2 separate regions of the Homo sapiens genome follow, and region 2 is linked to region 1. The links are chromatin loops, found by intact Hi-C in ENCODE. Cell type or tissue: Caco-2. All regions are shown on one strand. Each heading gives the region's core, and the rest is flanking DNA. Links, peaks and the distances in the headings are about the cores only.

Region 1 (4,382 bases), core at 215-4,214:
CTCTGGGCACTTTTCTTTCCAAGTCTTTTGCACCCACCTCCCAACCCTCCCCGTCTGGAAAAGGCTTCCGGGAATGAAGAGGAGCCCTTGGGAGGCAGGCATTGAGCTCCACCTCGTGGCTGCTCAAACAGCTCCCTGGAAGTGGCAAATGATTTCCAGAGTGAATGCAGGGCTTGGAAATGCTCCAAATAAAGACGTTACCTAAAAGTTCATGGGACACCTTCACTTCCTCCTCCATCACTCCTTTTCAGTGCTGTGCCAGGTGAGGAAGTTTAGCCCAAGTCCCATCTGGGATCATAGCTGCATATCAACTTCTAGAAGCTCCCCAGCAGCTGGGCCCACTGGTTGGGAGAGAGCCCATCAATGGCCCTCAGACAACAGCCATGCCCATCTGCTGAGGTCCTCAAGAGGACAAAATGCCAAAGCAAAATGTCACATCTCTGGTCTACATGAAATAAATAAATGATTTGAACTCCTGCAAAACTAATGAGATTTTGCCACAGGATCTCTGAGATTTTGTCAGGCTCTTAAAAAATATTAATTCATAATATAATATGGTGTGGTCTAGAAACAGAGATGTATGATACCTGGCTTCTCTCCAGCCTGTTATTTTTATTTATACACTAAATCCCTGGAGATAATGTTAAAGTTTCAATTGCAGCCCATCCTTGCTGCATCTCCTATCCTCCCTTTATGGAGCACTTACTGAGTAATCGGCAGGACACTTGCACAGATACAGAGTTCCAACTCATTCTCACCAGATGTGTTAGCAAACTCATCTCGAGGCTAAGGGGAGAGAGACTGACCGGGATCAGCTGAGCTAGAGGACTTGGCCTCTGCACCTGCCACCATAGAACCAAGGATGCCTCTTACAAAGGCAAGGCTGGGGAGGGCCCTGTCCACCCACCTCCTAGTGACTCAGATGAAGACACTGAGGTCCTGAAGGGGCAAAGTCACAGCCTAGAACGCCCTCCCTCCCCAGCCCCCTGTCTAATACTCTCTCCATGAAGCCACACTGTCTCTAGCTAAGGCTCAGAGGGAGGTCATTCTTACTGTAACAGAAAGAGGGGGAGGCCACACCCACCAGAATATCATTGGACCCCATTCTCTGAGAAGTGTCATAAGCTTTCCAAAGTGTTCAACACGAAGGCTGTAGAGACCAAATTCTGGAAGGCCTCCAGCAGGTCACCTTGCCCAACCCTCTCATTTCACAAATAGGTAAACGCAGCCTAGTTATAAGAGCTGGGGAGCAGGGGCAATAGCCAAGGAGGCTCCCCCCATCATGCTTTATGTCATGACAGGAAGCTGAGTTTCATGGAAACTGAGGCATGGTCCCAACCCCATTCTCTGCACCCAAAGTGCAGTGCCATAGCTGCTCATATGGACAGACCAGGCTAGGCCTGAGACAGTGGCAGATAATGGAGGCAGGGTATAGGCAGAAGATCAGGGGACCTTACCAACTACACTGTGACCTCTCCCCCTGTAAAATAAGCAGCAAAAGCCACCTCTTTGGAATTGAGGTGGAGAGAAACTGGCTGTGTTGTTGCTTTTTCAATACACCTTGGAGACTTTTCCATATCAACGCATAAAGAGCCTGCTCATTTTTTACATACTTTATTCTCCCACACCTCTACTGATGGACACATGGGCCATTCCCAACTTTTATATTTCAAATAACATTGCAGCAAATAGCTTGTACATACATCATTTCACAGGTGTGCAGAAATACCATTTTGCTTTTCCAAGTCCTTGCTTGCTCAGGTTTTGCCTCTTTGATGGAGCCTCTCTAAGCTTCTCAGGCCAATCCAGGTCCCTCACTTCTTCCGCTCTCCTTCAGTTTATTTTCACAGATCTTTAGGCACCCACAAGAAAGGACAGAAATGGGCGGCCCAGGCTCCAACTCACACCTTTCGGTTCTGCGCGGCAGAGCTGTGCTTCCAAGTTCTCCTGCATTCCCCTCACCTCTCATCCCACTTCTCTTCCCACAGTCTTATACATACAGCCCAGTGCTGTGGGTCCTGTACCCAATGGATGATTAATAAACACTTCATGGGTGACAGATCAATGCCAAGTTGTTGTGCGGCCATATCTTATTCAACCAACAGGTGGCGTTGTTCTCCACCTCTGGACAGCTAAGGCCGCTAGCTCTGCTGGATGCCGCCTCCTGAGAGAGCAAACTCCTGAGGGTGGGATGTGGCTTCAATGATGACTTTTGTTCGTGTGATTGTCCACACAGCTTTCTACACAATCCCTCCAACAGCCCAAGGTCCTCACTGCAATTTTCTTTGGTATCACCCTCTTCCGTCCCATTCCATTGAGCAGGTGTGTGGCAGTTTGTATTGCCCTATATACGGGGAGACAGAATCGGAGACAGAATCGCCTAGTGGTTATGAACTTGGCCTCTTGAATCAAACTTATGTTCCAAACTCGATGCCACCACTCAATGGCCTCTAGCAACTGACTCCACCTGTCTGAGCTTCCATTGCCCTCAGCACAATAAGGAGTGTAACAGCACACACCTTGTGGAGTTGGTGTGAGGAGGAAATGAGACGCTGTGTGCAACATCTGCACAGCGCTAGGCACATGGTAAGTGCTCAGCAGACACTTGTTCTTGTCCATGTTATGTGGCTATGCATAGTCTGTTCAAAATTGTCTCTGCATCCTGCTCCTGTGCTCCTGAAAGCTATTTTTTTTTTTTTTTTTTTGGAGATGGAGTCTCACTCCGTCACCCAGGCTGGAGTGCAGTGGCGCGATCTCAGCTCACTGCAACTTCCACCTCCCAGGTTCAAGTGATTCTCATGCCTCAGCCTCCCAACTAGCTGAGATTACAGGCGCCCACTACGATGCCGGGCTAATTTTTGTATTTTTAGTACAGACGGGTTTTCACTATGTTGGCCAGGCTGGTCTTGAACTCCTGACCTCAGGTGATCTGCCCACCTCAGCCTCCCAAAGTGCTGGGATTCAAGGCAAGGCTTTCTTAATACCCACTGGTCCTCCACAGTTCTTCCCACACTAGAAGCTCGTTCCTGCTCCAGAGTCTGCACCTGCTAGTGCCCGGCCTGGAATGCTCTCCCTCTAGCTTACCCCATGGCTGGCTCCTTCTCATCCTTCAAGGTCTCAGCTTCAAGTCATCTCAGAGTTCTTCCCTGCCACCCCAGCTGCGGTAGGTCTCTCCTGATTTTCCCCACAATGTCACCCTGTACATTTAGCACTTGCTGCCACCTGCTGTGATCAGAAGTGTGTATTTATGTGACTGGGGTCTGTTTTCTCATGGGAATGTGAGCTCCATGACAGCAGCTCCATGAAGTTTTCTCCAGTTTCCCAGCACCTCACATGGTGACCCCGGCCCCTGGGAGGCGCATCAGTGGCTGGCGGGTGTCAGGTGAGTGCATGGCCATGTGTAAGCAGAGCTGCATCTCGTTCACTGGCTCCTTGGCATGCTCCTGTTTTCCTCCTGTCCCCAGGCCAACCACCACCTCTCTGATGGCAGGAGTGGAGTCTTTTCCCACCAGCCCTCAGCTGACCCACCACCAGTGCTCACGGGGAAGAGCCAGGACTTAGAGTGCTGGGGAGCAACTCAGAGGGCTGCTGAGGACTTAGAATGGGGCCAGAGCTCCTCACACTCCCCCACCCCAAGTATACCTCAGGGTGCTTCCTGGGAATGATGGAGGTGCGCTCACAAGTGGCTTTCCTTAAAGCCAGTTCCAGGCCTCTTGCTGCTGATGCTGTGACCCAGGTGTGCCCCGCACTCAGCCACTGCTCTGTGCCCTCTCACTCTGAGGAGGCCCTCCTCTTCCCTGGCCCTGGTGAGCATTCTGATGTGGACTGGAAACCCTGTTCATGTCTTTTCCTACATTGTGAGAAGCTGCTTGCATGGCTGTTTTTCACAATGAAAAGACATATTTACTCTGGCAAGTGCAGAGGGTTCCTCTGAGCACACACAATATGATTCAGAGACTCCCATGGGTGCATGCTTGACACAAAATCACCCTATGGAAGTCAGGTCTTCCATATTCTGTCCACCAAGTCAGAAAACATCCTCATGCCCCATGTTCACTTTGGACACACCCCACTTAGAAGCACATAGCTTCACAAATGTGGAGCAAATCACTCACACAGGCTTCATTCTCCCCTTCAGACAGATTTGACTGGAGCTTCCCAGCTTCCATATGTCATGGCAGGGCAGTCACTTTATCATTTAAAACACGTTAGATCCATGTCCACATTCAACGACAAAACATACTGAGCACCTCTTACGTGGCAAAAGTTGTTCTAGACATTGGGAACATGAGGTAATAAGCTAAACAAGGTACTGCCACCATGTGGAATTCTCAGTTTAGTAGAAGAGGCAGACAAGGAACAGGTAAACAAATATATAAACT
Region 2 (4,382 bases), core at 143-4,142, 63 kb after region 1:
CGGCTGGATGGCCTCTGGGGCTAGGATCTACTACCAGAAGCTAGGAGGCTTCTTCCTTGACACCCAAAGTCAGTCACCGCTGAGCCCTTGGGAGACTTCCCTGCCCAGAGCACCACACAACTCACTCATCTATTCCACTGACAGCGGGGAACACTTTCCACGGGCCACTTCCTGTGGGGAGTGAAATATGACCTCTGCCCTTAAGATGAAGTTTAGGGACTCAGGAATGACAGCCGCCTGCAGATTATACACCTCCGGGCTGCCTCTGAAGCCTAAATATTCCCAGTCCTTTGTGAGGCGACTTCTTCCCTACCCTAGCAACTGGCTTAGACCACTCTCGCTTAACTGTGAAGGAAGGGTTTGTGGGACTCTGGAGCTACGTATAGCTTGATTTCTGTCCCTAAGACCACCAGGTCGGAAGCTGGGTGAGGGCAAAACCCCAGGGGCTTCAGCAAATGTGGGTGGCATGGAAGTAGGTCTCCCAGAGCGGGGAAGAGGGCAAAGGTGGAAGGGGCTTTTCCGGGCCCTCAGCGCACGTGCCTGCTCTGGCTAGGCCGCCCATCGCGTCCAGAGCACCTGCTGCGTGCGGCGACGGGAAAGGCCCCGGCCCTGAACTGGAGGTGGAGGCGGCTTGGCCACAGCTGGCTAAGACCGCGCCTACGCTGGCATCTTTTACTGGAGCTTCTTCCTCGCTCAGCCTGGAGTCTAGAGGTCCCGACATCGTCTTCTGAAGGGCCAGGAAATGCCGAGCCTCCGGGGTCGCCAGCCCCACGTGAGTTTGGGGTGCATTAAGGACTGCACCGGCAGGCCCCAGGCTCCTCTACTGGCGAGGTTAGAAGGAAATGCCTGGCCCTCCGTGCAGCGGCTGCCCTTGGGCCTCCGAGTGACGCTGAAAGACTGAGTCTGCGTACTGCGAGGGGCCAGCAGGGCGCAAGCCCGCTCTCACCGCTGAGCGTTGCGCGTTAGTTACGAGCTTATTAGTCCCCTCGGAGGGGTGTGAATCTACTGTGTTGCAGTAAGGTCCGAGTGAGCCCTTTCATGCTATTGTGCGCGTGGCTATTTAGCGCGGCGTTTGTGGGCCTGAAAGGTCCCGGGGGCCTCTCCGGTCCGCGCATTCCCGCGGCACCAGCTTCGGCTGCACCTCAATCCCCGCCCGGCCCGAAGCGCGTAGTCCCCCGAGCCACCGCACTCTCCTGCCGGTCTTCCGCACGCTGCAGCTCGGGTCGATGGCACGAACCGCTGAACCAGAGCAGCCCTCATACCTTGCTCCCCAAGGCCCTCGCCTCCTCCGCCCCTCTTCCAGCCAAAGTGAAAAAATGCATGTGGACTCTTTACCTCTACTTGGGGGCAATTGGACTAGGTTTAAAGGGCTATTGAGGCCGCGAGAGGCTGCCTCTCTCTGAATAGCTTTGTGCAATGTTTGCAGAGACATTTGCATCTGTTTGCGCTTGGGGAAACGGCCCCGAAGGCTCAGTAGCGAGAAAGCCCGAGGATTGTTTTGTGTCTCTCCCCGTCCCCGCCCTGCTCCGCGCTAGACGATTTTGTGCAGCGCTCCACGGGCTCGGAGCGGAGGCATGCAAAACCCGACCAGTTCAAAGATTGGGCGCCCTCGCTCTCGGCCCCCTTTTAAACAATTGCTGTTAACAATGCAATTTTAAGCATAAAATCGTCTAACTAGATTAAATCCACATGACATAAAAAAACAGGGGTGGGAAGGGGAGTCCTCATTGGCATAGAAGTGCGGACGCCTAACAGGATAGAAAGTGTGAAATGCATGCAGAGGTGGAAAGACCGGCAGGTGCCCCGGCCTCCCTCCGGCCGGACAGGGGCTGGACCGCTCGCCTCCCTCCAGTCCCGACACCCAGGGAGACGAAGTGGCTCCCAGGGGAACAGGCGCGCAAGGCCAGGCGCCCATCCTGGGGGACCCTAGGAGGGGTGAGGTGTACCCAAAATTAAGTCCCGGGCTCCTCTACCTCCTCCACCTGCAGGCCCCGCGATCCTGGCCCTGCTGCTGCGTCCTACCCTCCCCAAGTCCGAGGGGCGCGGGGCAAGTCTGGGGAAGACGGAACGCCCTCTCCACTCGCGAGACTGGGCAGACAGGCTCTTTCATGGAATCGGAATCAAAGTCAGGCCTTAGAAAGGCCCATTGCTATGGCAGCAGAGTTCCCTGAAAGCGACAAAGCCCAGGGCCCTCCTCCCTCCCTTCCCTTGCCCAGCCGTCCTCTCCCCTCCCCCTGCGCTGCCTGGAGCCACGCTCGGAGCGCGCTCGGACGGGTTAATCACTGTAAAAACAAAGAGATGAAAGGCTCTCCAATTGGAGAGCCCTCGGCGGCCTCCTCCCCGGCCTGGGGGAGGGGAGGAGGCCACTCCGGCGGAGCTTCTCTAGCCAGCCAAGAAGACGCTTCTGCCCTCCGCCGGGTGGAAGCCCCATCCCACTGTCCCCAGGCGATGCCGCCCACACAATCTGGCGCCTCCCGAAGGACCCGAGGAGGCTAGCGGAGGGAGACAGGCCGTCACCCAGCCAACCCCACCCACAGCCACCACCCCGCAAAACATAAGCACAAAGCCGCGGGCTTTTTCTCCGGGGCTAAAGAAAGGTTTGAGACTTGAGAAAACATTACTGGCTCTAAAAACAAACAAAACACGGCAAAAACGAAATTCATAAGCATTGAAGTAAATGTCTCTAATATAACATTGTTAACTAGTCAAGTTTAAATCCACTAGCTTCTATAGTTCTATATAAATTTAATTCCATGTGGGATCTGGAAGCATTTTATTTTTAGTATCATGTGGGGTGATGTTCAGGAAGATGTTTTAAAGGCTTAGAGTTTTCCTTGTAAACTTCACTTGGGGTTCAGGGCCATGCAGTGCAAAGCTGAAGGTCCTTGTTTATTCTGTGGCTGGTCCTTTGGGTCCGTGGCCCTTCCTCACACCTCACCCCCATCCCCATCCTCTCGGGCAGACTGGCAATGCCTTTGGTCCCCATTCCCTCAGTGCAGCCCCATTTAGTGCAGCTGAGGTGGGAAGCAGAACAGGGTTGCCTTGTCGCTCAACCTGTCACAGGCTGTGGAGCGCCTGTTGTCTCTGGCTCCTTCCTTTCACCCAGTTTCTACCCTCCGAGAAGATGCGGCACTGGGAGGGAAAGGAGGGGAAGATAGGCACATCTGCAGGGGTCCAGGGCTCCGGAGATGGGCTTCCCAGAGACTGTGCCTGAGTTTTGAGGAGATTACCACAGGGCTCTTGGAGAAATGGGGAGACTCTCCCTCTAGGGACAGCTTTCAGTAACTCACAAAGCCGAGCGGAAATTTTTTTTTCTTTTAGCTGTAAGCTCAGGACCACCCCGGTGCCCAGCATTGCCTACGCCAAGTGTCATCCATCCTCTCCCTGTCATCAAACCTCCCAGGGCAAACAGAGCTTCCCAACACACATGCACACACACACACACACCACCCAATGCCAATTCACTTCATTAAAGCTCCTGATTTAGGGTCCAGAGCCCTCAGATATTCCCATAGACATTCCCCCATCTAACAGTAAGAAAAATATTTTCCCCTTCGTGGGCCTCAATATCCCCACAATGACAGTGAGATTCCTGGAAAGCTCAGTGGGTACTGAGTGGAGGGGAGAAGTGGGCAGGAATACTCCAACCCTGACCTAGGTGATGCCAGTTGAATATCCCTGGACCTGAGGCTGCCTGTGGTGGGCACTGTCATCTGCTTCATTTCACAGTTGGGATCTGAACAGAGGGTGTGTCTAAGGTCCCCCAGGGTGAGATAGCTCTGCCATCCCCAGCCCTTGCACACAACAACTGGGCAGCTCTGACCCATTTGTCCTCTCTGTCCTGCCAGTGCCACCTTTACTGGGGTCCCCAGGCTGCTCCAGGGGAGAAGTGGGGCAAGGCCCCCAATTATAGAAGTGCCCAGGAGGGAAGTATCTCTCTCCATGAGCTTTGTTCCTAGGCTGACCCTTCTCCTGCCAATGAGGCAGTGGTTTCTTCTCTCTTCCCATTTGCCTCTCAGGGCACTGCCATCTGTCCCTGATTGCCACATCCATCCCTGCTGGGAGAGAGAACAGCGTGGGCCCCACCCCCACCCACTCAGTCTCAAAAGCCCCCATCAGGGAGGCTGCTGAGCCCACACATTTGGATCCACTTTCTGTGGTTTGTGCCCTGGGCCTTGGCAGGTCCTAAAACCCTCTCTGTGTCCTGGTCAGGTATGCAGCCAGGAGCCAAGCCATGAGAGCAACAGCTACTTCTGCCTTTAAAATCTTCCATTTTCACCTCTCTCCAGTTCTTTCTCCCAGGGACATGGGTGTTCCTTCAGCCCCTCCACCCTTCTTCACGGATGAAGGTAGGCACAGCCTTCTGCCCTTATGGAGCACCG

Evidence for each region. Hi-C counts contacts between places; a loop is a spot of excess contacts. Peaks named below come from ENCODE experiments on the same cell type or tissue, not always from the same donor. Only the 100,000 strongest peaks of a DNase experiment are listed, where the experiment ranks them.
Region 2: it touches region 1 in a loop (3-fold over the local background); 3 of 110 quality-filtered maps call a loop at or near these places.

The regions. Positions count from the first base shown.
Region 1 is chr5:135,549,754-135,554,135 of GRCh38, reverse strand. No RefSeq gene overlaps it. Among named protein-coding and RNA genes, the nearest start is that of NEUROG1, 16 kb to the right of the region's middle. In Caco-2, for the core only: CTCF peaks have their summits at 1,891 and 2,102 (motif pointing right); a DNase peak (open chromatin) is centred at 2,135.
Region 2 is chr5:135,486,945-135,491,326 of GRCh38, reverse strand. No RefSeq gene overlaps it. Among named protein-coding and RNA genes, the nearest start is that of TIFAB, 37 kb to the right of the region's middle. RefSeq lists enhancers at 1-828, 829-1,685, 1,686-2,543 and a silencer at 1,134-1,428. In Caco-2, for the core only: no CTCF peak of the experiment used is centred there; DNase peaks (open chromatin) are centred at 1,446 and 2,296; H3K4me3 peaks cover 1,061 bases.